Regions from separate parts of the Mus musculus genome. Here region 1 is linked to region 2. Evidence: chromatin loops called from intact Hi-C (ENCODE). Cell type or tissue: gastrocnemius. All regions are shown on one strand. Each heading gives the region's core, and the rest is flanking DNA. Links, peaks and the distances in the headings are about the cores only. Region 1 has its middle 54 kb from the start of Gm31096. Region 2 has its middle 41 kb from the start of 1700036G14Rik.

Region 1 (15,081 bases), core at 4,610-12,609, 100 kb after region 2:
CCTCTGAGCATCCTGATGGCTGCAGGCATTTTCAACATGCCTTTACAGATGGGGAAGCCTAGTTTGCTGGCCATTTTACTTGTCCTTCTGGTTGTTTGCTTGCTTGTTTGTTTGTTTGTTTGTTTATCATGAATGGATTTTAAATCTATCTGCTGAGATGATCACAGAGTTCTTCCTCTGTAGTCTGTTTATAATGGAGAATTACACTGACCAGTTCTTAAAATGCTTAATCACCACTATATCCCAGATTACAATGCCTACATTCTAAGTGTTCTTGATGAGAATATATAATGTGCTATTTTAGGGGATCAGCCTGCGGAGATCACTCGGGACAGGTTAGGTTGGTAGAGAGGGTCGTCCCATCATGTCTCCTCACTGATTTTGCTCTATGTTCATTAGGCTGATCTAGTTAGTGCTGAGATGGGAGTGTTGAAATCTCTGATTACAATTACCTATCTCTTTTCATCTTTGTTAGTTTTTGTTTCTGTGTTTTGAAGTGTTGATATTAAGTTGGAGCTGCTGTCTTGTGTCTATTTCCCCTTGTTCCATCTGCTGCATCTTTGTTCTCTTCTCCCTGACACTGCATAGCTTGTCCTCCATCTTATTATCTAGCATTGACATCATTTTACTTTTGAAATTTATAGCACCGACTGGAACTAATTACAGCCTATACTCAAATAATAGAAAGCATTGCACCTAAGTGTCACAACTGTAAATATCCAGTCCCTTCAGACCTTTGTCCCATTGTTGTATGTATTGGGTTTTCTGTTTGTTTGTTTGTTTGTTTGTTTGTAATATATTAAACACACACCACAGTCCTACTGTTCAGTTTTAGGTGGCTATCTTTTGTTTAACAGAGTGACTAAAGATGATGTTTTAGATGCCTTGATCTGCACCCACCTTAACCATTTCCAGGGAGGCTTAATTTCTGTGTGCAGATCTAACTGTCTGCAGACATCCCACCCCTCCGCTGAGGAGCTCTTTAAGGCCTCTCTGGGTCTACAGTTGTGGTTGTGGATTCTCTCAGCTCTCGCTCTCTCCAGCGGCCTTTGCTTCACCTCCGTTTGTAAAGCTGTCCTGGATGAGCCGGAGCTTTGAGTTACACAGTTCCCTTTACTGTCTTCTAGAAGACACAGACTCGGAGTGGAAATCGGTTACTCTGTCTGCTGTTTCCTCTCGGGTCTCCGTCTCGTTGGGTTACAGAGGTGTGGGGTGTGAATGCCCCTCTCCTCATCTCCTTACCTTATTCATAAGTTTCCTCCCTGCCCCATCCCCATTCTCTCCTCTGCCCTGTGGGATTTCAACTCCAGGTATATTCAGCCTTTTGATATCAAGCCACACCTCTGGATTTCCTTTCTCTCTCTCTCTCTTTCCCTTCTTTTAGCATTTCATTTGTAGTACTTTTCCTGTGTTGGTAAAACAAACAAACACCAAACAAAAAACACATAGGTAAGTGCTTTATTACTGAGCTACATCCTCTGCCCCTCAGTTTTGAATTTCTGTATTGACCTGTTTCCAGGTTCACTGATTCTCAGTGGTGTTAGTTCCACTTATGAGACCTCCTATCTCTCTTCCCTTCCTCTCCTCCTTTCCTCTCCTCTCCTCTCCTCTCCTCTCCTCTCCTCTCCTCTCCTCTCCTCTCCTCTCCTCTCCTCTCCTCTCCTCTCCTCTCCTCTCTCTTCTCCATTCTTCTTACTTTCCTTCTCTTCTCTCTCCACTTCTTGTCTTTTGACAGAGGATTTTGCTCACTATGTAGCCCAGGCTGGCCTCAGATTTGATTCTCCCTCCTCCACTTCCTGAGAAGCAGGGCCACCACTCTGCCTCTGTTGCCTTGTCCTTGTTGAACTCCTGGTGGTTTTGTTTGTGGCTTACTTATGGTTTCAACTTTCTGATCAGATTCCCATCTCTCCACAGACATTGCCCACTGACTCTAATGCTTTGACACTCCCAATAGCCACTCACTGTGTGTTTCCACAACACTGTGTATTTCCAGGTCCTCTCTGAGTTTGCTTATGTTCCTAACTTCACCCGTTTTTCTTTTCCTTTTTTCCTCCTAGTGCGAAGGACTGCTTGCCTTGAACCCACAACCCTCCTCCCTCATCCTCTCAAGTAGCTGAGGTTAAGGACTGCAGGACCACACCACCCCTTTAACAATGAGTTTACTTCTCTTGCTTCTTTGTTAGTATGTATGTATGTATGTATGTATGTATGTATGTATGTATGTATTTAATAGAGCAGTAGGCGTTGTGTGAAGAATAGTAGAGTCTAAGGCAAATATTATTGATGACTGGAAACAAACACATCAAGCCTTCAATGTAGAGATTTATTTGATCAAATTAGAATTTGAGGGTTGTTTTTGGTTTTTGTTTGTTTGTTTGCTTGCTTGTTTTTGAGTCAAGGTTTCTCTGTGAAGCCCTAACTCTCCTGGAACTCACTCTGTAGATCAGGCTGGCCTTGAACCCAGAGATGTGCGTGCCTCTGCTTCCCTAACGCTGGGTTAAAAGTGTGCACAACCATTACCCAGTTGTTTTTACTATTCTTACAACTTTGTTTAGTTCACAACTGTCTTCAAATTCCTATAACACAGCAGTGTTAACCTATCTGGGCATTTCACAATGACTGAAGACATTTTTTGTTTGTTGGTTCACAACTAAGAGAAAGAGAAGAGAATAATACTAGAATTTACTGAGAAAAGATAGGAGTATAAGGGTCACTGTTGGTCATATTATAATGTACAGGGTGCCTTATACTAGAAATTCACATGATATGAAGCATTAGCATGGCAAGGTTGAGAAATCAGAGTCTAACTTTGAAGTCTATGAGCATAAGGGGTCAGCTAATAGAAGGTTGATTCTCAGTAACCCGCCCTCCGTCATTTCTTAGCCTGTGTATCCGGGGATATATTTAAGCAGTAACTATCTATGAAAAGGAAGTGATCAGTGGTTGTTGGGGACAGAGAAACTTACTCTATTGTTAGGAATGGGATGTACATATAGTGCTTCGGACTGGACTCGGTCAGTCTCTCAACCCTTGGGGAACCAGGATTTTGGTAGTCAGGTGGACAAGGAGTTGGCAGGATGATAAACAGATCTGAATGTAATTTTCAAAGCGAGCATCAGACTTATATTACAGAAGAAAAAAAAAGGAAGCTAGGTGACACATCAGCCAAGGTACATTGAAGTTATCTTATACATAATGACACAAAACAGAGAAATGCATACACAAAGACTAGCAGGAACCAGGCAGTGTTTACAAATGAGATAAGGTCAGCCCTATTTAAAGTTAGCTATTCACAGGAGCCAGGTAAAAGGGCTAAGATGCCCAGATGCAATTTTAGTCTATTGTTTGACCCACCACCAGGGGTCCCTTAGTAAATACCTAATTATGCTATTCCTCTGGGCCTAGAGAAAAACATGCACCAGAGAAGTTCTCTTCTACTAACCCTTACATGAACAATACAATACTCTAATTCCTCCTTAGACCACAACCCAATTTTCTTCTTAAACCATTGTAAATTCCTGTATATGGGAGTGACTCGGCTGTTATTCTAAGTGATTTTGTGGCAGATTTTCTTCTATTAATTAATGTAGTCTGCCATACATAACTATAATAAGAATTCTAAACTTACTTTTCTAAGCTTGCCCTGAGATTTCTAGCTCCTATCCAGTAAAATACTGCAAGAAAGCATGCAAGACCCTCCTCCACACTATCGAAAGGATAAATTTGGAGCATTCATGCTATGGATGCCAAGGATCCAGGAGACTAAGTTTCCATGAAACTTTTTGCCTCAGGACTAAGTCCAAGCTTTTGGGCCTGCCACAAAGTCTTCACTGGAGTGAGTGTGGCACATATAGCTTCATGCAGCTGTGTGTGTGTGTGTGTGTGTGTGTGTGTAGTCAGTCTTAGGTTTCTTGATGAATTGTTAGGAAAGAGTAAACCTATAGTACATAAAGATGGGGGGAGCAGGTCTTAGTTTGCCAAGTACTTATTAAATGAGGGGAGTGTGCATGTCTCAAAACAAGTAGAATCCCAGATTGCTGAACTGTTCATTATGCTTGTCTGCCTCATCTGTACCTTCAATTGGTCTCTTGCAATGTTCCTGAGTTTGTTTCTTGGGATCTAACAGTCTCAGGGTGGAGGGTAAGAAGGCACAGTGTCTTTTTTCTGGCTTCTCTTCAGTCATAGGCAAGCAAGCTCTAAATAGTGGATCTGTGCTGGACTTTTTCAGGGCTCCTCCCTTCCACCACCCCCCCACTATGGCAACCAAATTCTGTTTTGCATCTTCTGTGGATCTTGAGAAAGGGACTTCCTGCTCTCTCCTAGCATTAGGAATTCCCTGTGAGTATTGGAGAGGGCTCAGCAGTGAGTGCACTATGCCACTACTAAGGAGGTAGATGGTTTTGGGGGTTCCCTTTTCACTGATCCTTGTGGGTCACTGCTCCAAAATCCCAATCCCACTTGTCAGCACCTATAAAGGAGACTGGAGAAGAACCTAGGAGTATGTACTAGGCCTTGTGTCTGTGTGTTCTCTGTGGTCACTCTGGCCTGACCTAGTTTGCAGTTCATTTCAGGGAACTCTGCATCCATGAGAGCATTGTCTTGCCTCTCCTGATATGCTGCCATTATTGAGTCCATGTTCAGTTTACCTCTCCAGAAAAAGCATAGTTTTCCTTACATTCCAGACTACATGGATACTCTTACAATCTCAGCTCCTCGCCAGTTCAAGAAAATATTTAATTTTATAGTTCACTGTGGTTTTTTTTTCTTTTTTCTTTTTTCTTTTTTCTTTTTTCTTTTTTTTTTTTTTTTTTTTTTTTTTTTTTTTTTGCTGTTTTCAGCTGTGCATGTTCTAGACACCTTAACTGGCCCTAGGCCTATAAGACAGCATGTTCTATGGCCACAAAATAGCTCACAATGATCAGCAACAACGGAAGAGGTCAGCATCAGGCACAGTGTGCTGTCTAATGCAGCTCCTCCAGCAAAATTCCCAGAATCAGGCAAGGATTCCTAGAGCCTCAACTCTTAAAACATACGGAAAACATCAAGGAAAAAAACCAGAAAGTACTTTATATAGATTTGTAAGCAGTATTGGGTTTAGTGGCTTTTGTTCCTTGGTTTGTTTGTTTGTTTGTTTGTTTTCGATAAAACATTGACCAAAGGCAACTTTGGGACAGAAACGGTTTATTTGGTTTATACTTTTATGTCACAGTACAGAAAGGGAAGTCAGGGCAGGAGCTCACACCAGGAACCTGGAGGCAGGAACTGAAGCAGAGACAATGGAGGAACCCTGCTTATTGGCTTGCTTTCCGTGTTTTGCTCAATCTGCTTCTTATATAAACCAGGACCACCTGCCCTGCCAGAGGTTGCCATGCCTACAGAGGGCTGAGCCTAGCACTAACTCTAAATGGGGAGAAAAAAGGATAGAGGGGAAAGGAGCAACATTATTGTTAGACTACTTTCTGCTGATTAGGGGCATTGAGTTCCTTGGGCAAGTTTGATCTTTGTCATCAGGATGTCTAATTTCTTCATGTCATTTCTTCTTTGTGCATAACTACTTAACAAACCAAAATCAACAGCAATCAACTGCAACCAATCAACAACCAACAACAACTCAGCAGCCTTTCAGGAGTCCTAGCATTTATATACCCTCTGAGAGTCCCCAGAATTCCAAATGTCACACTCTAGCAGAAACTATGTGCATCTGGTAAAATCACTCCCCTGCTAGAGCACAAGGCAAATCATAGTCAGTTGCTGTGGACAGTCTGAGGCAGCCCCATATCTCATACCTGGGGAAAAAAACCATATGCTTATAATATTTCTGTTTTTTTTTTTTTTTTAGAAATGAAAATTCTCACTACATTGCTATTTTGCAAGTCGGTAAAAATAGAATAAAATCCAGTGGCTCTGTTTGAGTGCAAGACCCCAGAAATGGGTTGCAGGAAAGACAGGGGCTACTGGTACAATTCTCAGAGTCAGAAGGCCTAGCATCCCCACCTCTGGTGCTGGAAGGCAGGAGAATATGGAGGGACATCTAAGCTCAAGAACAGAGTTTTGCAAATCCGGATGTCTTGACATTTTGGACTTCTAAATTGTAAAGGAATACACATTTATGACTCATGCAGAATCAACTAAAACTTTTTTGGCATAGATATTTTGGAACATAATCCATAATGCAGACTTCTAGTACAGTTGCAACATCCTCTGGGTAGTTATATGTGAACAGGGACTATCTTGTTGAGTCTGCTGGAAGAATGGCCTACAATACTCTCTACTCTCCATCCTCGGCCATGGGAATCCTGCAAACATCCAGGAAGAAATGATCTGGGCAAAATATCCGAGATCATTCAGTAAAGTAGAGTGGGAACATAGGAATGGTCCTTCTGTGGCAAATCAGCCTTTACGATGGCCCATTACGCAGAGAAAGAGCCTCCCTGTCCCCTGTCAAGGAGAAGGTTCTCAGAGCAAAAGCAAATGCTCTGGAAACTGACCACCGAATGAAGGCTAATGATGCTTTCCTTTCTTGGTCAAGAAAATGATCTTCAGAGCCAAGTGCAGTGGCTCACACCTGTCATCCCAGCACTTACTTGGGAGGCCAAGGCAGGAAGGAGGGTGCAGTGAGGTCAAGGCAAGCTTGGGCTACATCCAGAGTTCCAGGCCAAACTTGGTGATCCAGGGCATCACTGTTAGGCTGCCTCACACACAGTACACAGGAGCTCTTCAGGCTCAGTGCCCACAACAGCACTCAGCATACACACAGGCACATAGACACATGTACACAGTTGCTTCTGGGAAAAGAAAAGCTGTCATTGAGCTTAGAAAAAAAGCCACTAACTCAGAGACCTAAGGGCAAATGCTGTGGTAGATATGAATAACATAGCACCACTAGACCTAAAGAGTCTATGTCTGATTGCATTTCTAATTTACTTTGATTTACTAGAACTAATTTGCAATAGTGACTGGCAATCTGCCCCTGGTAAGGGTGCTTCTAAATTTAAAATTCAATTTTAATTCATTTCAGCAAATGCTTATTGAGCCCTTCTAAGTGCCAGGCATTATGCAAGGGTCTGGGGACAGAGACTTGCCCAGGGAACATCGTGGTCCTCCTACAACTTAGCAAAAAGCAGATTACCTACTGACCTACGTTCCTCATTTAGTGTCACCCTCCAGACATTTTGTAGTGTTCCAACCAATGCCTTATACTTGGTTAGGTAGCTCAGGCTGTGCAATAAGGCCCAAGGGTCGTGGTGCATGACCACTGCTAGCTACAGAAAGATGCTATTTCTAAGCTAGCCAAGATGTCCTCTCACCTCCTATAGTTGAATATGACCAACACAGCATCAAAGGCTCAGGGACAACCTGCTAATGCACATTCGGTGACCAGGCAAGCTCTGCAGTTAATGTCGCAGTGGGATATTGTTCCAAAGGTGCAGATCTGTAAGGCCCTAGCAAGCACGTGACCTAAGTTTTATCCTTTTAATATATCTTTTTTTTTTCTGCTAAAATTCCTCTTTTTGTTGCTGGCAGACCCAAATTCTGACTGATATACATAGTTAGACTTCCATCCAAAGAGAGTATGTTGTACAATCCGAAATCACATAGCTTTTGGGGGTGGGAAGGGCTAGATTATGTCTGTATGGAAAGGACATAGAGTCCAATTAAGAAAGTCCTTTTAGGGGCCAAAGGGATGGCTTGTGGGTAAGAGCACTTGTTGCTCTTCCAGAGGACCCAGCCTTGATTCCCAGCACTCACATGGGTGATTCATATGGTGACACAACTCCAGTTCCTGATGGATCCCATGCCCTCAAACTGGCCTCCGCAGACATCAGACATGCACATGGTACACAGATCTACATGTAAGCACTCGCAGATACACACATAACAAAGTAAAATACATAACTAAATAAGGAAATAAAATAAAGTCCTGTTAGTCATTGGTGCTCAGCTGTAGGACAAATTCACATTGCCTCTACCAGCTTGTCACAAAGAAAGAAAAGAAATTTTCATTTTTTTCTATCATATTTGATACACGGCATTGTATCACTCATTTGCATTCATATATGTTCTTTGGAGGGGGGAGGGGGGAGGGGGGAGAGAAGTAGCCTGAGGTTGCTGAACGGTGCTTCGTGGATGAGGGCTTATTCTGTTTGGGCTGTAACTGGAGACAGGTCATGGTGTGGCTAGCATCTGCATCGAAGCTTTTGGAATCTTTCCACGTCGGGAGGGGCGAGAACTCCCAGCATGCACCGCGCCAACTATGCATTGGGAGGGCTATTTTGCAGAGCTCTGTCCCCTCAGGGTGCACGTGTCCCTGCAGGTGCCTGCCACCAGCTTTGGTGGCCACAGTATCAACACATCCATCAGCAGCCTTTCATATTAAGTTACAGAACACATACCATGGGGCCCAATTTAACTGGAGGACAAGGAAATGTTTTAAATTCTAGCGCTGCCCTGAGCCATACGAGACCAGTCACGTTGTGTAACCTTTCTTTACTATCTACCCTTCCTCTGCACCCAGCTGCTGCAAGGTACAATATTATACTTCGCCCAGACTCCGGGCACCTGTTGTAGGCGATTTGAAATAAAAACAAGTTGGTGGAGAACTCGAGAAGGTACCCGGGAGCACATTTCATTCGCTCCGAATACCCCTGCGGACTATTCCATTTCAGCAGATTCTGCAACCATTCTTCTTTGTCATCATTTGGCAGGGGGTGGGGGGATGATCGGGGAAAGGGGCAGGCAATAACACATCTCTCTTTAGAGAGAACAAATCAGCACTCTGCTGGTCCAGGGGCTGCAGAGAGCCTTGCTCATTCTCCTCCGGTCCACTCTGGTTCTCAGCTGTGCGCTAATATTTCCTTTCTGCCTTTCAATTTGTCACAGCCGCCTTTCCCCCAAAGAGCTTTCATTTCCTCTTGTTTGTCCACCCTGTACTCCCTCCCTCCTTGTTTCCATGAGACGACACCAACATTCCTGGAAGATTACAGAACGTTCGCAAATTAATGGCAGGGGTCCAGCAAAGTCAGACCCGGATGGCCCATACACAGAAAGGAGAGTCAGTATGCGCATCCTTGTAACCCTTGAGGCGTCTTGCTCTGGGCTCACCTGTGTGTTTTTCATCAGTGTGTACCTTTGGTCATGAGATTGCTTAGGGAGGTCAGTAATTTCTACTAGGAACAAAGAGAGATGTGGAGGGGCAAGAACATGCAGTTCACCCCACAAGCTTTCCAGAATCATTTACCAAGATGCAGGCTGCTTTTTTATCTGTTTGTTTCTGTTCTTAAAATGGTTGCCTGTATCTAAATCCTTCATCAGGCCACCATTAGAAGGTAGGGATGTACGGCCTTGCTTGGCCCAGAGCACACAAAAGCAAGAGCAGAACACAGCCTTACCCAGGGAGTGGGGGTGGGGCATGGAGCTGTGTAGGATTGCAAGAGAGAGAGAGAGAGAGAGTGTGTGTGTGTGTTTTGAGCTTGGCATACCTAGATTCAAATCTTAGTAGCTGGACTTAACAGTTACTGGGTTTGGGGAGGTCACTCTGCTCCCAAGGGCTCCATAGAATGTGACTCCAACTTTCTTACAGGATGCAGTGTGGATGATGTGTGTGAAATGCCCACCTCAGTGTTAAGACTGTTAAGAGCCCCTCCATGAGGCCCTGCAGGTCCTTTCAATGCATAAATCACCGTTGGAGCCGCCACCAGGCAGGCACGGTCAAACTTCAGTTGAGAAGTCAGCCCCTTCCTTCCTGTTCTCCCTCTCTTGTCTTCCTCTGCAGCTTTACAGAAGCAAGGTTCAGTGATGCTGGCTATGATTTCTAGTCTCCCTGAGGCACAAATGTCTGCTGCTCTTCAGATATTACAGTAACTGATGTCTTTCTCCTAGCCCAAAGAACACAGTCTCCCCTTATCTGAGGGGTATGCATTCTACAACGCCCACTGGATCCTAAAACTGTTATCAACACCACACCAAACCAAATATGCTGTCTTCCCCGTATATACTATCCCTGTGATGGTGCCTAACTCATAAATGAGTCCCGCAAGAGCTAGACAACAATAGCTCAGAATAAAAGAATAACTGTAACAGAGTTTGGCACCATGTGATTGACAAGCACACTAAACAGCTGTTTTGATAACTGAAAGAGTGACCAAGTGACTAGCATGCAATGTGGACCCCATGAGTGGCTCACATCCGGGATGGGAATTATAAAATCTCATCATGGACTGAGTAGGCATGGTAGCACATACACAGAATCCCAGTGCTCAGCAGCTGAGACAGGAGGATCATGAGTTTGAGGCCATCCTAGAATACAGAGGAAGGAAGATCCTGTCTCAAAAACAAAATATTTCATCACGTTCCTCCAAACAGTATGCAATTTAAAGCTTATGAATTGTTTATTTCTGGAATTTTCCGTTTAGTACTTCTGATCTGTTGGTCACTGGTACCTTAACTATGGACAGAAACCTCCGAAAGGCAGGGACTACTCTAGGTGAACCCTGAGTTCAGCACTGAGCAGGGTTGCTCCCCCATATTCAAAGCACCACTACTGCAGATGCCCAAAGTAATGTCTACCAGTGGAAAGCAGGCAAAGACAAGGAAAAAGGGGGGGTCCCTGAACTCCGCCTCCACCTGCCTGCCTGCCTGCCCTCTGACGCAGCCCTCTCCCTGCAGGCTGCATGTGGACACCCCTCCTTGATCTGGTTTGTGATTCCCTTCGGCTGAAGCCTTGCTCTGCCTGCAGCTTTCTCTCTTTGCTGAGGAGCTCCGTCTCCTCCCCATCATCTGAACTCTTGCTGGCTCTCTCCCCATTGCCACTGTCAGCTGATCTATTCCACAGATCTTCAAGCACTGGAGGAAGGAGAAAGGGCAGAAGAGAGGGCAGCTAGATGTGGCGCAGCGCAGGCGGAGAGAGGCACCCCTGCGTTAAACGCTGGCACCGGGGCTGGAATAGCTCCAAGGAGAACCGAGCCACACAGAAAAGATGAATTTCACACCTTTTTTCTGCCCGTGCCTCTGGAAGCTTTGTAATGCCCAAATGTCTGGTAAACAGAACCTCTTGATGTGACTTTACAGGGTTAGCCTGGAAACTGAAACCTGCAAAACTAGCTGTAAAGTGACCGAGAAACATTGCTCTTGAGGTAATTAGTCTATGTTGAAAGTTTCCGTTGAAAAAGGATCAATCTCTTTTTCTTCTCCTATTTCTTTTTATTTACATAGAGTCAAAGCGTGCAGTAAGTTGCCCCATAAGATGAGGTTTGGCATATAGACACTCTTGTGAAACTGTCACTGCACTCAGCTTCGGAGCGTGTGACACACACACAGGAAGACGGTTGGACTCTCCGATTGCTTTCTTGACTGCTCAGATTTATTCCATTACGTTGTCATCTTGGAAAGAACGCTTCTGGGGGTGGGGCAGGGAAAGGTAATTCTATCAGTATTTCCTGGGTCGTGTCTTCAATCCCCAACGTTCTTGGACTTCACGGATTTTTCATTTGAACCTCCTCTACTGATCACTGGGTACCCATTAGTGTTTTACTAAAACATCAGAATTCATTTTACATAGGATACAACGTAATGAAATAAATCTGAGCAGTCAAGAAAGCGATCGGAGAGTCCAACCGTCTTCCTCACTATGCATTTCTCTTGATTTTCTTCATTTAATCATAAACATCTTATTCAAGCCCTACCCAGCTGGACGGAGCTCTCTCCTCACCGGGGATGTTCCCCTCCAGATCCATTGGCTTGCTTTATTCCTCTTCCCAGCAGACAGAAACTGTCAGGTCAAGTTCCAGGAGAAGCCTGGTTATTTATGACAGGGCTGCTCTGGTGATAAGTGAACTGCCAGGTTGAACCGGAGCAGCAGGGAAGGCAGGCTGGGAAAAGACAAGGGCAGGTGAGCTTGGAAAGTTCGAGAACAGAGGGCACAAGGAAGGGATAGAAGAACAAGTTAGTTAAAGGCAACTTGGCTGGACAAGGGGAGCCACCTTACTCAAGTCAGAATACCATGACAGAAGGTGGCCTGCTGAGGGACAATCACCCAAGGTAGACACCTAGGAAGCTCTTCAGATCTGTCGTTTGACTTAATTAGAAACCAAGTCCTGTTCCTTGCCTCTCTTGGCCTCTCTACTATTCTGTCCACTCTTCTATCCCAGCTGCTCTGGATTAACTCCCGTCACCTGTCCATCAACTGTGGTTTTTGTTGTTTTGTATTGTTTTGTTTTTGTTTTTTGAGACAGGGTTTCTCTGTGTTGCCCTGGTTGCCCTGGAACTCACTTTGTAGACCAGGCTGGCCTCAAACTTAGAAATCTGCCTGCCTCTGCCTCCCAAGTGCTGGGATTAAAGGGCCACCACACCGGGCCCATCAACTGTGTTTTAGCAAAACAATTACAACAGTGCTGGTCTGTTGGTTTCTCTTCAGGACAAAGTCCAAGTCTTAAACCTGGCACCCGCCCACATCTACAGCCTTATCTTCAGCACTGACAAACTGCCACAGCTTCCTGAAAGCAAGCAAGACCATCCAAGTCACTTTTTGAAGAACTAAATCCCTATACCCTACCAGTGGCCAGGGTCACACCATTTTGTAAAGCTCCTCTGCTTTGGTTGAACTGTGGCAATTCTAGAAACTGAAGAAAAAATGGTTTGCGGAACTAAAGTGAATTTATATCTCTAGAGTTTTGCTTCCCCTGCAAGGTGACTCCCAGGAAGGCCAGCAAGGAGAGATGCTCAGCCATTACCTGACCGCCTTCATCCCACCATCCCATGGTCACTCCTAGCAACAGACAACCATGGGTCAAAAAAATAACAAACTTCTCAGACTGAAGCCCCTCCTTTCTCTGAAACCTCAAAGGAATGGCCCCTCATTCTGTCACATTGGCCTGAGCTCTCCTCAGAGTCCACCCCACACTGCTGTTCTGTCCATCTGAGGCATTAATAACTTGCCTAAGAAATTTTCCACCCAAAAGGACAGACAACGCATCTCGGTGTCCATCTTGAACCCCAACCTGGAAACCTTTTAGCCACTGCAGGAGATTCCAGGTCAGGGAGTCCAGGACGACATCTATGACTGACTGTTTTTCTAAAGATATTTGCCTGATGACCAAGGAGCAATGAGATTTTGCAGCCCAAGACAATCCTGTAGTTTGAGGAGTGTATGGGTTTGTGTACACAAAAGCAAGCCTTCATGCTTAGCCTTAGCCCAAACTGCCTTCATTCTGCCCTGACCAGAGGCTAGAAATGCTGAGGGTGGGGTGTGGAAACAAGGAGGATGGGACAAGGGTTCTGTTTCCTGCCATCTTTCTTCTCTGTTTCCACCTAAGAGAACCCCACGGTCTAGAAGCTGTGGTGCAGACATGATTGACACGAAGGGGCACCTGGAGCTCAGAGTTGAGCCACTGGACTAATGACTCCACAGGCCATTCTTCAGATTCTACCATAAGCCTTATAAAATACCCTAGACTAGCAGCCTGAAGTTACCCCATCTTCTGGGACCTGCTCCTGCCTGCTTTCTTCCTCCTGCTTACAATCCTGCAATGGACTCCTTTCTAAACTCCCCTTCTTGTCGTCTCTGAAGTTCATTCTTCAAATTCTCAAGACAGGAATCCAGAAGCTACTTACTTTGGGTGCTGGTGGCTGCTGACAGGACCAGCTCCTTAGCTCTCAGAGGTGTGCACACTTGAGGCAAGAGAACTCTGTCATTCTCAAAGACTCCCCGGCACACTCTCAAGCTGTTTCATCAGCCCATGGGGCCAGCAGCCAAACAGCAATTATTCTGTAAAGATTTAGTTTTTTGTGCTAATGTATATGCACATGGGGACTGTATGTACACATGTCTCAGGTGCCTGTGTAAGAGAGGAAATAATGTCAGGACCTCTGGAGTCAAGTTGGAGGTCGTTATGAGCTCAATATATTTGCTAGGAACTGGAGTTCTCTGGACATGCTCTGAGCCATCACTCCAACCCTCCAACCATTTATTTATTTATTTATTTATTTATTTATTTATTTATTTATTTATTTATTTTAAGAAGCAAAATGGTCACTGGGCATGGTAGTACATGCCTTTAGTCCCAGCACTCAGGAGGCAGAGACAGGCAGATATACATAAGTTCGAGCCCAGCCTGCTCTACAGAGTGAATTCCAGGACAGCCAGGGCTACACAGAGAACCCCTGTCTCAAACAGTCAAACAAACAAACAAACAAACAGAAGCAAAATGGTTTCGTTGATTCATACAAGGAACCCAAATTCTAGTAACTGATGAGCATAGCATGGCATGTCGTGGCGTTCTTTCTCCCTATATTCCTGTTGGCAGAGCCTGGGGTTTAAGGTGGTTTTCTACCCGAGTGTAGGAACACATGGACTGGAACGTGAAACACCTGGAGACACTTGCTTAAAGAACTTCTGGGAAAATTGCTGTTAAAAAGAAATACATTTGGGTTTCTTTCATTGACTGTTCCCAGGCTTTTACAGGATACTGGGAATTGTGGTGGCCATCTTGCCATCTTGCTAGTAATGCAAAAGGCAAAAGGCAAGAAAGGTGAACTAGGAATTGTGAGAGGATATTGCTGAACCAGCAAATTTACCAGCTTTGGTATTTCCTTTCGTGAGCCATGACAAACTCTTATTCAGCCATTTGAGATGGGCTGCCTGAAGTTTGAAGCAGTAAGCGTTCTGATGTAGTGACACACAGATGGACTAACATTGACAAATTATTTTAAATACTTATTTTTGTAGGCTTTAATTTGTAACTTTTATTTATGAGGCACCAAAGGCAATAATAGTAGAGAATCGCAGAGACCCACGATTTGAAATGGGGATTTAGATGTAAATCTAAGTTGTATCAGTGTAAGCATCCAATTTAGTTTATATTTAGATATGATTGTATAATACCGAGGGAAGTCTCATTCCCACAGATGAGTAACTATAAACGTAATAGTTTAAAGCTTTTTCATTTTTTGCTTTTCATTCTTAAGATAATTTTCCCTTACTAGTGATAGCAGGGACAACTTTATTCCAGTATTCAGGCTCACACACATAAAACTAGAGTGATAACTAAAGCCAATGCACTGATTGTTAAATATACATTATTCGAT
Region 2 (15,081 bases), core at 4,834-12,833:
AGCAACAGCAAAAGCATTGCCTACCACCTCCTGAGAAGCCACCTGGTTCAAAGCTGAAGGCCTCTGGCATGTTTTAAGGCTCCTAAGGTCTGACACTGCATTGGAGAAGAATGTCACACTCAGTCATGTCTTGCCTTGCACAGGCCTGAAGCCTGGTATGCGTCTTATGAGTAACTGCTGAGAAGTGAGCACACCTTTAGTTACACATAACGCGTGTCTGTCGCAGGTAAAGCATACCTGGAGTGTGCTCCTCAGGGGTAACTGTTGGGAAGTTGGTGCCCAGCATAGTTCTCATAAGGGACACTGGGTTCTAGTGTGTGTGTGTAGGGGGGGTCATTAATGGCTCCTTCATGCTCTCTGCTTCCTGGCCCCAACCCGTGATCTCTCTCATACCTACCCCCACCATTGTGATCCCATCTGCCATGCAGTGGTCATCAGAGCTGAGTCCATGCCAGAGCCATGTAGAACTTCTGCAACTGTGGGATGCGTGGATCTCTTCTACGTTAGACAGCTTCAGGCATTTTAGTATAACAATAGACAATGGTTTCATATACCATATTGAGTAGGAGCAAGATGAAGACTGATAAAACCTGTTTTATACCTAGGTTTGGCTCTGAAGGAGAGAGAAAGAGAAGGAGGAAAGGGGAAAGGAGGGAAGAGGGGGGAAAGGTAGGTAGGGGAGGGAGGACAGCAGGATGGAGGAGGGAGAGTGGAATGGGGGAGGGAGAGGAGAGGGAGACCATCATTTTGCTTTCAGGCAGTGGCCATTTTAAGCTTCCTGGATCTTGGCTACATTTCAGGACTGTAGACACTTGGCATTCAGCGTTCCCATCTTACCCTGGGCATGTTTTTAAATCCTCTGAGAAGGAAAACTTTATTACCAGCCCTGAAGTCTAGGTTAAAAATCTTGGCCTGGCCACCAACTAGCTACACTACTTCTGCTCATTTTAATCAGTGTAGATATTAGACTGAGGCTATCACTTTTGCCACAGTATAAGAGGTTGCAGCAAGGCCTTTAGTGTCATTCTTGGTACGTAGAATCTCATGGGTAAGAGCTGCTTTTTCTAATGCTATGGGTTTTGTTTGGTTGTTTCAAGGTGCTGGACTAGAACACATGACCTCTTGCACACTGGACAAGTGTTGTATCGCTGAGCTACCTTCCCTGTCCACACTGTACAAAATGGCTTTCCAACCCTGAAGGTTTAACTCACCTAAGAGAAGAAGCACTTTGTCCTGAGTGCTGATATTGGTACAAAAAAACACATCAAGAGACTTGTGTCTGAAGACTTTAGAGTTCACATTCTACATCTAAATATTAAGGTTCATGAGTCTCTGAGCAAATGGCGTTAGCTCTCTGTGTCTGAGCTTGCACATACAGAAGGCGAGTGAACAGTAGAGCGCTTTCCTGTCTTCCAACTCAGTGTGCCATGAGCAAGCCTGTGTTGGCTGGAACTCACTGCTAGGCATTGGAAAGAGTGACTGGCTAGTCGTTAACCTGCTAAACATAGGAAGGTTACATCCTTTTATTAATAGACTGAGAGATACATGCCAAAAATCGGGGGCAGGGCTCCAAAGTTGAAACTCTTTGGATTTTAGTTTCTGTGGCATTTGATGAGCAGTGAACATCTTAGGTTAGGAATGAGTTTGGGGAAGCAACCTGACCTCCTGGTGCTAACCAATGTCATAGTAGTTTTATTTCCAAGGAAAGGAAAACATAATCCCGTGTCACTCCAGCCTTTTCCTTATCAGTTTAAAAGTATAGCGCTGGGACTTCAGAGGAAAATGATTACACTCATTTCTTCATTAGGAAAGGCCTCTCTACCACACTGTAAAAGATTTAAATGGGAAAAAGCGAAAAGTAAAATTCTTACGTGCTATCTGGCACCTGTTAGCGATTAAGTAGTCCATTTCCACCTTCTACTGCGCATTTTAAGATCCAAGCATGGCATTTTCATTAAACACCTTTACTGTATTCTGACACTGACTTTGCAATCATTTTAGTGGTAACATACTATTTTGTGAGGTGGATGCTGGTTGACTTTTACCATTTCCCTGCACTTCCCTTCCTTGTTAGAAGGCAGTGAAGACAGGAGTTAGGGCCACAAGTGCATAGACTGGCTCTGCTATTTCTTTTGTGGTCTCAATCCCACCATGTCACCTCTGCAGGCTTGGGCATCCTCCCTCTAAGTGCAGAAGCTATGTTTATCTAATCCCATCAGCATCCTGTCATGACCACGTGAGGTCATGTCTGTAGAAGGTACACTAGTATCTGGAACATGGTTGACTTCATTGAGCTTGGCTGCGGCTGCTCCTTAGCCTGCATTCCCCGTTGATGACCCTACTTGATTTTTATAAATATCCCACAAAGAAGTGCACAGGACTATCGGCGGTGTGACCTCACCTCTGAGGAACCTTGCTCCTCATTTGCAAAGGGTAGTAAGTGGTCAGACTTAAAGCATGACCTCAACCTGCCATCCCTGATGTGACACCATCTCTACTGTCATTACAGATGATATGGCCACTGCAGGGAAGGGACCTGTACACTGATGGAGATTGAGGGAGAGCCTGAGGGTTTGAGAATAGTGGCTTCTCCTTACAGCTAGAGAAACACTATCCATCTATCTGTCTATCTATCTATCTATCTATCTATCTATCTATCTATCTATCCATCTATACCTATCTATATACCTATCTCTATCTATCTATCTATCTATCTATCTATCTATCTATCTATCTATCTATCTATCTATCTATCTATCTATCATCTATCTATCTATCTATCTATCTATCTATCTTTCATCTATCATCTATCTATCTATCTATCTATCTATCTATCTATCTATCTATCTATCAAGGCTTAGCAGGTTTTGGTCTCAGCCAGGGTTTCATTTATCCATTTTGTGGTTCTAATGTCACTTTGTTGCTGTGATCATCTTCCTGCATGGTCACTGAAGAGTAATCTTCTGCAAAGGTCAAGAGGAGCCGCAGTGCCCTTAGGCGGTCCCTGAGGGACAGGGATTTTCTGCTCCACTCACCAATGTCGGCTTGTGATCCTCCATGACCTTCCACGGGGAGTTTTTAATTAAAAATAAGAAAGTTCTTCAGACTAATTGGATGCGTTGTCTCACTGATTCTCAAACTGTGCCCCAATACTTAGACTTCTGAGATCCCCCAACCAAGGGCCCTAAAGGGCCTCCAATGACCTCCCTTAGGATCAGAGGTGCCTCTGAGGGAAGGAGTCAGGTGCTCCTAGCACAGAACTGAAGGCTACAGAGTCAACCTGCCCTGCCTCTTCCAGCCTTGTGCTCTGAGGGGACATCAATGGAGCCAGCCTTTGCATCCATTCGCAGCGAGTCCTCAGTGGGCCCGCCTCTACACTGGGAAGGAAACAAGGTGAGAAGCCTGGGTCACATAGGTACCCACAGAGAGGCAGTGGGCTGACAAGGTCAAGCGTAGGGTCCTACCTGGTACGAAGCCTTTTTCTGCTCTTACTGTGCTGTGAGGTTTACATAAGTTACTTAGCCTCTCTGTGCCTCAGTATCCAAAGCTAGAAGAGAAGGCTCTCACAGAGGAACTATATAGAGTTGCGCATGGGAAGAGCGCACATCTCACAGAGGAACTATATAGAGTTGCGCATGGGAAGAGTGCACATCGGATATATTCTAAACGTTCAATGTTCTATAGGCTAAATGATGAGCAGCCGATACCACGACAATCGAGGGTGAGTAGATCTGGTCATCGGCATGGGAAGCCATCTGTAGCAGGGACTGTAGAACGAGACCTGACTTTGAATGTCGCCTGAGATCCGTCTTCAGTGCCGTGTCTGACTTCCCTCATCTGCTACGTGAGAACGAGTTCTCTGCCTTGAGGGTTGCTGTGAAGATGAACGGGAGGAGGCGCATGAAGGGCTGGGCACAGTGTCTGGCGTGTCACTCGTGTGTGGTTCTGTGAGCTCCTGACACAGGCCAGCTCTGCCAGAGCTGGGTTCTCACCAGGATCTTTTGAGGCGAGTGCTGCTTCTGGTGCTCCTGGGGTCTGCTTTGTGCTGCCAGGCTGCTCTTGGCAGCTGCTGGGCCTTTGTGGAAGTTTCTGTTTTCCTCCAGCAGCTCCCTCCTGTTGGAGGAACCCCTGCCTTTGCCCATGTAGCCTGTGTGTTTTTGGGTCACGCCGCAGGCTCCCTAGTGTTGGAGCTGCTAGGGTTGGAGTTGCTTTGTTTTTCCTGCAAGCCAATCAACAATAACCCTTCTGCTTCCCTACTCTGCCATGGCTTCTACCCTCTGCTTGCCTCTGTGGACGTTGGATGCTTCTTCTAGAAGCATCTCTACTACCTCCACTTTGTTAACTCTTTGTGTATGGATTGGGCCACCTTTCACCTAAAGAGCGTCCTTCTGTACCCCCTAACCCCGCTGACACCTCCTAGGTCCAGCCCAGTCTCATCATTCTCAACGAGACTAGCAGCTCACTGCAGGACCCAGAGAAATCTCACCTCTGTGTTTCAACCCCTCAGAGGAAGGAGGCTGCCTGAGTTTTTTGTGTGGTCCCTCTCCTTCTCTGGTGAGCAAGCTTTGTGAGGGCAAACAGAGAATTGTAGGCATGAACTTTTTGCAACCTATTTTTAATAAGGGTTCAACATCTCCTCTAGCCTACCACCCAGCAGAAGTAGTGGAAGCGAAACGTTTATTAAGATATTGGGGAAGTGGACCTGTTCGGTAGTTCTTCTGTGGGATTGAGCTTGATCTTCTTGGGCAGCAGTTCAGTCCCGTAACAAACACCAAATATGATTCAGCAGCTGCAGACCAGTCCTCGAGACAGGCAGACCCCAGGCAGCTGTAGTTCAACACTGAAGAAACTGCCAGACTGGACAACTGGCCTAAGGAGAGATCATGGAGGCAGCAAGCTGCCTCGGGAACCTCACAAGTTTTCTTATGCAAGTTTCTCTCAATGGCAGCGTTAGCACAAGTGGAGCTCAACAGTGCTATGTAAGGTGAAGCAATACATGCGTGCCTTTAGTGAAGAACACCGAGGCGGAGCAAACCAAAGCTCAGTGCTCACCTCCCATCATCTGCTGGGTCATATTTATACTCCTTCATCACTGGCTCTTTCACATGTCTGCTTCAGGAAACAGGAAGACAGTCTTTCCTGTGTTTGCTTTAGCAAGGCATCCTTTCACCTGTGGGCTCCAGCAAACTATCGTTTGATGTAACTGACATTCCAAAGAAACTAGAAGTTTCCACTTCATAAAAGCCCACAGATAAAAAGGGCTCTGGAAATAATGTGCTTTTAGTTGAGTTTTTATGCAATACATACATACATACATACATACATACATACATACATACATACATACATACATACAGGAGCCCAAGGAGTTGATATGAGATCTCCTGGATCTAGAATTACAGGCAGTTGTTATTGCCCGAGCTTTTGTCCCCGCCGGCAAGAACACACTCAGGACAACTGGAATCTTCTGCGGCAAAGCTTTTATTGCTTACTTCTCAGGAGGGAGACCCTGACCCCAAGAAATGTCTGTGACAGTGGACATAGCTGCTGGACCATTCCATCTTATGTGTAAGGAAATCTGGAATTATGTGATTATAATTTTCTTAGCATTTTCTTTGTAAAAAAAACTAAAATATGAACTAGTTGGTGTATAGTAAAAAGTAAAGAAATTCTGAGAGGAGTTTTATTTTAGGATAATACATATATACATATGCAGTGTGTGTGCCAGTGGTGTTAACAAAACTAATAGTGGAATTTGATCCTTAACAATGCCATTATTTAAGTTGAAGTGTTTATTAGCTCACCAAAATTGAACGTACTGTTAAAGGAAACTGGCTTCTGATGCATGAACATTTGTATGTACACTGAAAGTAGTCCCTAATACAAGTTAGATAAACCAAGCATAGACAGTATGTACCCCTGAGAAGTGTTGATGACTTATGAGGCAGGTTATACCATGGTGCCACACGGTCTATCTCCCTGACAAATCCCTCTATAGTCTTAGTGGCGATTCTCAGGCCACACTGCTTCAAGATTGACCATAACGCCACTACTACAGAGTGGGAGATTCCCATACTGCCGCTGTCCAGTCCTGACTGCAACTGAGAACCAGTCAGCAGTTCCAGCGGTGGAAGCAAAACTAAACTGAAAGGAAAAGTGCAATCTCCGTGCAAACAATCAAAAGGGCGTCTAACTCTGGAGAAATTTCAAGACTGTACGTACCTTGCAGAGCCTTACGTGTCCCGCACTTCTGGTTCCGTCCGCTCCCTTGCGCCAGTGTGATGGTAGTTGCCGGCAAGAACACACTCGGGACAACCGGAATCTTCTGCAGCAAAGCTTTTATTGCTTACTTCTCAGGAGGGAGACCCCGACTCCAGGAAATGGAGTCGCTTATATAGCCCTCAGCCATGGCATTTCAGCACCTGATATGGCATGTCAGCTCCTGATTTGTTGCTCGCCCATCACCCCACTACTACGCCCCGAGAATGGGCAGTGACTAGGAGTGAGTTCACTCTCGCACCTGCGTACAAGGCTTGTTTACTTATGATGGCGATTGCTCGCGGCACGGCTCTCCACAAGTTGTGAGCTGCCAACTGGGAACCTAACTCAGGTCATCCCTCTACAAGAGCACTAAATGTTCTTAACTGCAGAGCCATCTCTCCAGACACTCAAAAAATTGAGTTGAGTCCACAAGAAAGATGAAAAGATGGTTATAAAATGCAAACTTTAAATCTTTTAATTATTTGCTTCCAATGAACTATTCATGAGTGGTGCCCTCAGGATTTGAACCTTCCCACACACGTTAGAGACTAAGGCTCTTGTGCCTGTGTAGGGTGACTTCTCAGACTGGGGCCTATGTGAGATCTGTGGCCCCTTCTTTAGAAGGATTTCTTCTACCTGAGGCCAGGTCTACATCTGCTAGAGGCCTTCAGAGAAAAAGAGGTGTGATGGATGGTCCACCTCATCAAATCTGAAGGTCCTAAAACTCCTGCCATCAGGAATTTAGTCACCCCATGGAAGCCTTTGGCACAGACAGAGAGAATCTGTTTTTACAATGCTGCATTCATGGGGAAACATCTACATTGTTTAAAGGAAGAGAAAAATAAGGTGTTTAAGAAAAAAGAAAAAGACATGTTATTTCTCTTCCAGAAATAACAACGCTACCAGCTTCCTGGGGTCATGAAATAATGCTGTTGGCAATGACATTGAGGTGTCTGTCATAGTCTTCTGTAAACTTCCTCTCCCCCTGGGCCACACTTTAAAGTCACTGCTTCTACGCCCCGTTGACACAGACATAATGTATTATTTGTTTACATGTTTCACTTACTAGGCGAAGGTGGGAAACTAGTGAGCAGTGTTATGAGAGAGGAATGGAGTGTGTGTGTGTGTGTGTGTGTGTGTGTGTGTGTAAGACAGAGAGACAGAGACAGAGAGACAGACAGAGACATGGAGACAGGGATGTGGTAATACTATGTGACTGTAAACATTCATACTCTTTGAAAGGCTCAGGGGAATCTGATACACTCTGAGCCTCCAGCTTGTCCCAACCTAGGTGGCCTTTTTAGGAAAACCAGAGCCTCCTTGGGCTCTTGGCTTATACCCAACATGTCTGGAACCCCATAATTTCTTCTCTTTTTCTGGGAAGTGGGCTGAGCTCAGGGAGGTGCAGGCTCCTGGTGATCATGACTCCTCAACCCCTCCCCCTCCTCACCATCCTTTGGAAGGGTCCAGAAGGGGTCTGTAACAATGACCACAGTGCTTTCCTCCAGGTGACTGATCTTGTGAAAGAAATGAGGCAGATATTATTACTTGTTTTTTTATATTCACAGGAGGTCTAGAGGGGTTAAAGGGCATAAAGAGTGGATCCAGGTGTGGAGATATGGCTCATCTATTGAGAGGACTTGCTGCTCTTCCAGAGGACCTGGGTTCAATTCCCAGCACTCACATGGCAGCTTAGAGCTATGTGTAACTCCAGTTTCAGAGGATTGACTTCATAAGGCAATGCATGAGTGTGGTGCATACACATACATGCAGGCAAAACATATACACACACATACATACATACATACTTACATACATACATACATACATACATATAAAATCAAAGTAAATGTCAAGGAGTGATTCAGACATAAAGAGGCCTATAGCTTATTCAGTCACTCACAGCTCTTTGACCCTGGGACTTAAGCAAGTCACCAAAACTCAAGATGTTCACTGCTAAAGGACATAGGTACTTGCTTCCCAGGGCTGCTTCTGAAATTAGAAATTAAAAAAAAAATCAACAAGGGCTGGAATGCAACAAAAGAAAATGAACTTAGTCTCCACACTGAGACATACACACACACAAACACACACACACACACACACACACACACACACACACACACACACATGAGAGAGGGGGGGAGAGGAGAGAGAGAGAGAGAGAGAGAGAGAGAGAGAGAGAGAGAGAGAAATGGCAGGTAGCACACCTGGGAGGTAGCTCGGTGGCAGAGTGCTTCACTGGTATACACAGGACCTTAGGGTCAGTCCCTAGCACCACTAAATGAAGTTTTAAAAACGGATGTTGTCAATATTACTGGTGTTTTCAAAGCATTTTGCTCACCCCAGCTTTGGTATGTCGAAATAGGATTCAGTGGCTATTCTTTGGCAAGCTCAGAAGTAGGTGACCTCTGAGCATTAGAAACCACTGATGTCTTTTGCATCTTCACCCACATATTCAACTCCGCAGGCCTGTGTGGCACTTACTATAAATCTACATCACAGGCGAGGAGTACAGTAGGGCAGTCCATATAAGACAGACATTTTTGCGATTTCCTTGACTTGAGCTAGGGCCGGCCTTTCTCTCTCTGATAGTTGAGTTCGTGTATACTTTGGGTAAAGGCAATTAGGCCAAATGGGATTGGCAGCTTGTCCAAATTCACAAGTAGAGACAGACATTAAAGCCGATCTGAAGGCTGAATCTGTGTACTCACTATACAAAGGTGTCCCTGGGATGAGTGAGCAAAACACCTTTAGGGAGCGGGGGTTCTCTGAACCCAGCAGGTGCTAGACAAAGAAGCAAAAAATGTTCAGTAGGGGGCGGCCGAGAGCCCGGATGGTAACTCAGTGTCTGGCTAGGGGCCCGGCCGACAGGGAAGGGCTTGGAATTTAATCCTCAGCATTCCAGCCAGGGTTCCTGTGACATAATAAAGCCCAAGGAGGGATCTCCAGTGACTTGTCAGCAGAACCACTAGAGGGATGTTCTATAGATAGCCAGGGTGTGTCGCGGGCTCAGTCCCTTTAGTTCTTTCATGCCTGGGCTGGGCAGTGCGGTGTGCAGCAGGTGGAAGGGTGGGGACCCTCCAGGCGAGGACCCAGAGGACTGCAGGGCTGGGAAAAGTGTGCACTGGGTATGTGTGGAAGGAGCCCAGGCCTAAGAGGGAATTCCAAGTATGGCGTTTTGGAGAAAATGTTTTGTTATTTGCCCCAGATGACCCCACCCCACGTTAGGGAGCCGGCTGCAAAGGAGAAGTCCCAAATACTGAGCTTCACACAGCCTTTGATGTGGGCTCAGAAGATTCCGTGGACTGCGCCAGGCTCTCTTTTGGGGAGAGACGTGCCAGGAATGTTGGCGTGCCCCGTGCTGCGATTGGAAGTTGCTGGTTTTGCTGGAAGTGCGTCCAGTGCACTGTTTCCCACCATAGAGACCATTTACCTTTCCCACTTCCAAGCCAGCACCGGTCCTAGCAATAAAGTCCCATAAATACCAGCAGGGTAGCAGAGACTGTGGCCATTACTAATATATTTTTCCTGCCCTGTTTGCTGGAGGAGAGAAATTCTCAGAAGCCATGCATATATTTTACGTAAAATAATAGCTGAGCTGCCAAGGGTTTTAATGATATGACTTCATCATGGAATTATGGGCTTTTTGGTTTATTCTGCTGTCAGAACCCCAAGACAAAAATTAATTCATGTAACTGGTTCCAATTCAAGTCCTATTTTGTATCCTCCCTTATGGGTGAACTCAGCTACTCTGATTGCCCAGGCATAAATGGTTGGGGTGTAAGTTGCAGAAAAGCCTGCCTTGGTGTATTCATTAGCTCTAGAATCAATTCATTCACGAGGGGCCATATACTGTGGTCAAAAACATGCGCATTTGGGTCAAAGGGCTGGTATTTATTTGAATCCTGGGTTGGCAAAGCCGAGAAGACTAAATAAATTCTTATCTCTCACCTGTAGTAGTTGGCTATTGGCACCCGGCTCTCAGGGATGTTGGGATAAAATGTGTTTACAGCTGATGGGATGGTTGAGCTGAATACCCATAAAAGGTCCGTCCCAGGTACCAGGATGGACCGGAGATGGTTCCTGAGCCCTTTGAAGGTCCAGGAATCTTAGCCACTTCCATCTAGAAGCTTCTCTTTTTAGCCCCCAAATTCCTCAGATGCTCCACATATGTGAATTGTACTCTTCCCAGTCCCTACCCTGTCTGGAATCTCAGAATCCCCTGTGAGATTCTGACCTAGCACAGCTGCCTGTTGCAAACGATTTAGGGAACACGAAACAGAGCATACTGCAATTCCACAGCAAGGTTAAGGGTGAACTTGGATTTCGTGGATTCCTGGATCTGCTTTCTCCTGCAGTGGGACAGAGGCAAGGGTCTGACTGGAAGGATCCTGTCCTCCACATGCCTACCAGGCCCGAGACAGGGGTTCTTCACACAGCACGGTCCCGAGGCTTCCCCTTAAAGCCAGCTTACCTCTGTTCCTCTTCCAGGGGAGTGGGAGCACTTCTCTGCAGGTGTAAGTGTAGCTTTGCCTGTGAGCAGCTCTCCCGTCTGTTCATCTCTCAAAAGGACGGCTTAGGAGTTTCCCCACTCTGTTAGCTGTGACCCTGGCAAAGAATCAATGTTTCTGAACTTATTTATTTTGAAATCTGCAAGACGAGGAGAATAGAAAAAAAGTTCTGTAAAATCAATGAGTCTGTAGAGTATGAAATCCTCTCTCCAGCTTCTGGCATGGAGCACAGAGAAGCAATGCTGAGCTCAGAAGGTAGACATTGGCTAGGCAGTTGGGGTCAGGGTGGACCAAAGAAAAGGAACCACTTTCTTTCTGGGCCGAAACCAGCAAAGGTCACTGGGCTTCTTGGCAGCCTCACCCAATGTTTGGGGGCTCTGATCTGATTCCTAAATGGTTTTAGGGTTACCTCTTGTAGGTGATATTAGGGTAAAAAAAGTCTCAGTCAAGAAGTTGAGAAGTGGTGGCACATGCCTTTAATCCCAGCACTCGGGAGGCAGAGGCAGGCGGATTTCTGAGTTCGAGGCCAGCCTGGTCTACAGAGTGAGTTCCAGGACAGCCAGGGCTATACAGAGAAACCCTGTCTCAAAAAACAAAAACAAAACAAACAAAAAAACCCAAACAAAAAAACAAAAAAGTCAAGAAAAGAGAATCTCTGGCTTCAGTAGAGACCTAACATTTCAGCTGTGCCTGGTCCTACACTTGGCCAAAAGATCACTGATAGGAAAGTGGGTTCACCTTAAAACATGCTGAAGAGCATTGTCCTTTAATGATGGACTGGACTTCTGCTTCCCAGAACCCTGTGTTTTGCAGGGCTGAAGTAGTGTATGGGCCACAATCATAAAGGGTATAAGTTTTCCCACATTTCTGAATGGCTTTTTAAAGTGATTCAGAAAATTGTAACTTTTATCATTTTTTCTATGTTTTCTTAAGTACAGTTTCCCTAACACTTTAAACCCCCTACCTCCTATCCCCTCACTCCTACACCCCACTTCCATCCCCTACTCCCTAACCTACCCCCAACATTTTGTACTTCCTTGCTCTTTGTTTAAAGCCTCCCCCCACACCATGTGCCTGCTTATCTGCCACATTCCTGACCTTCCTGCTGACTTAAACTGCTCTGGGATTTTTATTTCTCACCTCCAATCTCTACCTCCAGGCAGATGCTGAGGTTTTCACAGGTTGCCTGCCTGAGGGTTTCTTTCACACTCTAACAAAATTTCTTGAGCTTGTATTTGAGTCAATTTCTAAATTCTTTTATTATTATCCAGAAGGAGAACCCCAACTTCCACTGTTTCATCAGGGCTGATGTATCAGGGCCCCAGACCTTAGCAAGGCTGACGCCATAATGGAAGTACCATCAGGCCTTGGAACCCAACAAGTAGGTCACCCCACCTGCCAAAACACGAATGAAGACCTAATCTATCACAGTCCATAGTTCTGGGAAAGTCCCTACATGTACTAACCTTTCTCTTTGGTTTCTGTAAGTCCTGCTTCTGGCTGAGTGCTTTCGATTCATGATGTGTTTTTTGAGCTTAAGAGTTCTCCCAAAGAAAGGCTCAGGATTACGCTGGGACTCCAAACACCCAGTGTAGCTGCTGGCTGCCTACTAGACAATGTAGACTTTCTATTGGCTTGAACTAGTGTCTGAGTAGTCTTCTCTGATGGCTACCTCACAATACTGAAACCACTTCAAAGGAATAAATTCCCTTGCAGGTCAAGTTCAAGCTGCAGGCCTCTCCCACCCCACCCCCACCTTCCATGCTTACCTCTCTCTTTCTGGGCCTTTCTTCCAGTGCACCAAATTAGATAATATGAGAAAAGATGTTTTCGAGTTCCTGAATATTGCCTTTAACAATCAAAAGGAGATTTTATTCTCAAAAAAAAAAAAAAAAGTTTTTTTTGGAGAGGCATGAAATGTCACAGTATTTCTCAGCTGGAACCCCCAAGATGCCAAAGTTACAGCTCATCAATATTAGAGTTCAGAGTTCCCAAATAGTCCTTGTGAAGCAATAGCTGCTTGAAATGAGGAAAGAGTGGCACATTCCACAGGTGCTGAAGGGCCTTGTATAAGATTGTTGAGACACTCAGCTGTAGCTGAGGGGCTGCAGCCTGTAATGGCGCTGATGGAGTTCTGCATGCAGCCTATAATGGTGCTGATGGAGTTCTGCAGTCTCCAGCTTTCCCTATTCATCTCACTCAGCTTTTTCCTAGGGCCATCTTCTCTCCTTGTAAATATTTTCCTCTCACCTGTGTGGGGGAACTGGGCACAGTCAGTTTTAGGAGCTGTGAATGGAGTTGAATTGATTTGCAGGTCAACTCTGCTGCTGCCAAAAGCCCAGAACAGATCTTTGGAAGGATAGAATGGCAGCTGCAGGGGGAAATAAACGGAAGCATGCTTGTTTTCATCTCTACGACAGGCACCATGCCTGGTAAACCCTGTGTGTTTCTCCATAGCACCCCATCTAGTTCTTCCCAGTGATTGACAGTCCATAAATAGTATGGTCCCATGTCAGCTTCAGGAAAAGACTGAGGGCTACAGCAAGTGGGGGCCTCTCTTTTTGGCAGTTTCTTGTTTGTAACTGACACTATCCACCACCCCCGAGGGCTAAGTATACAGAGGGCTAAGTATTCTGAGAATGTATCGATACAAAAGATGCTATATAAACTAGTCCCCAGATAGATAACTTGTTTAGACTGTGATCATCACAGAAGCTGAACCTCTATTTGATAAGCTTTGATTCATTCCCAGTACCAGAGAGACACTGACAATGATGCTGGATACCACTGGGCTGACTCTGCCTCCGTATTCTCAATGAACCGACATGCCTCTTCTAAGTCTCTTGACCTTTCTGGGTTTGCATTATATAACAGGTCTTTGCTCCTTTCATGACTTTTTCCTCCCCAAAACTCTCCCCTGAAAACCAAAACAACCGTTTTGTTCCTTTAATGGAGCAAGATTCCTATCCAATATTCAGCAATGCATTTACTATACAGAGACCTGAGCAGAGATTAGATTATCCATCTAGACAGTTTCTGGTTACACTCTGCCTGTTGATGGAATGGATTCACTTATTTAAAGTTGTATACACTGAGGTTTTGGATTTGGCCAGGCTATGCATTCGTCACCTCTAAAGCAATGGCTTTTAATTTCAGCTTCATTTGGAAGCATTAAGAAGTTTATGTGTTAGATTGCTTCTCGGAATGTTTTCTCTGCGTGATTACATTTCTCCACCCAACCAAGATTCACAGTGTTGCTTTTGAGAATTTTATGCTACAGCTTAAGATTCAAAGTTCCCTTCATCACCAGAATGGAGGTTTGCTTTGACAGCTCATCTTCTGGGGCTGCGTTTTTTTGCAGTACCAATGAACACTCGAGCAACTGTGCCACATACAGCTTGGCATAAGAGCGACAGAGCTGTGTGGTGTGGATGCCGGTGCTAATTCCTAGTTATCCAAAGGTGTCTAGGTTAACTAAAGGGCCATTTGAGGAAAGGCCAAAAGGCTACTGTTTTGAGTATCTAGCATCCTAAATGATACGGATTTTCAGAAACAAGTGATAGCTACTGTGTGTAAAATTAGCTTTTATTCACCTGATACAATTGTTGTCTCCAAGGCTTACTGCCTCAGTCTGCTAACCTAGTCCTAGTCCTGGAATCTTCTAGCCTCTGTACAGTCTTACCTAGGCCTAGAATGTTTTCAGCCTCTGAGACTTCCTGCCTCAATCAGCTCACCTAGTTCTTTCTGGGCTCTGGCTGGCTGGTTCAACTCAGCTGTCCTGGCTCAAACTCCTCTCTAAGCTGGCTGAGTCAGTCTGCCTTCTCTCTCTCTTGGACTCTCCAGAATTTCTCTGTTTGGCCTCATACTAACTTTGTCAATATGTTCTAATCTTCTGGATCCTCATTCTCTGGTTTGTTCTGCTTTAATCTATGTCTACCTTGTTCTCTGATGAGCCTGTCTCCGTAAAACTCTACCAGTAAAACTGCCTCCTTTCTTTCTCTCTATCTCTGCACTGCTCTCTCTTATAAGTATCCTCTATTTTCCTCTTATGAGAATTGAGCATATCCTAGTCTGTTAAATCTTTCTCTGATTCATCACTTTGTCTGCCACTCAATTAGACATCATCACTTTCAAACATGGATGCTTCCTTCTACAAACTAACTTTACCTTCATTGTTTGGGATTAAAGGTGTGTACTAAGAGTGTGTCTGTATTCATTGACTCGGATCCCTTTCCTCTAGCCACACAGCTGTGGCTTCCTGCAAAGTCCAGATCACAGCACGAAAGGTTAAGGAGGCAAAGTCTGA

The links. Peaks named below come from ENCODE experiments on the same cell type or tissue, not always from the same donor. Only the 100,000 strongest peaks of a DNase experiment are listed, where the experiment ranks them.
Region 1: a loop joins it to region 2, with 3 times the contacts of the local background. A loop is called at or near these places in 3 of 42 quality-filtered maps.

Annotation. Positions count from the first base shown.
Region 1 is chr3:85,168,496-85,183,576 of GRCm38, reverse strand. No RefSeq gene overlaps it. Among named protein-coding and RNA genes, the nearest start is that of Gm31096, 54 kb to the right of the region's middle. In gastrocnemius, for the core only: no CTCF peak of the experiment used is centred there; DNase peaks (open chromatin) are centred at 8,250, 10,731 and 10,871; H3K4me3 peaks cover 2,075 bases; H3K27ac peaks cover 2,910 bases.
Region 2 is chr3:85,269,399-85,284,479 of GRCm38, reverse strand. No RefSeq gene overlaps it. Among named protein-coding and RNA genes, the nearest start is that of 1700036G14Rik, 41 kb to the left of the region's middle. In gastrocnemius, for the core only: a CTCF peak has its summit at 9,079 (motif pointing right); a DNase peak (open chromatin) is centred at 9,109; H3K4me3 peaks cover 495 bases; H3K27ac peaks cover 936 bases.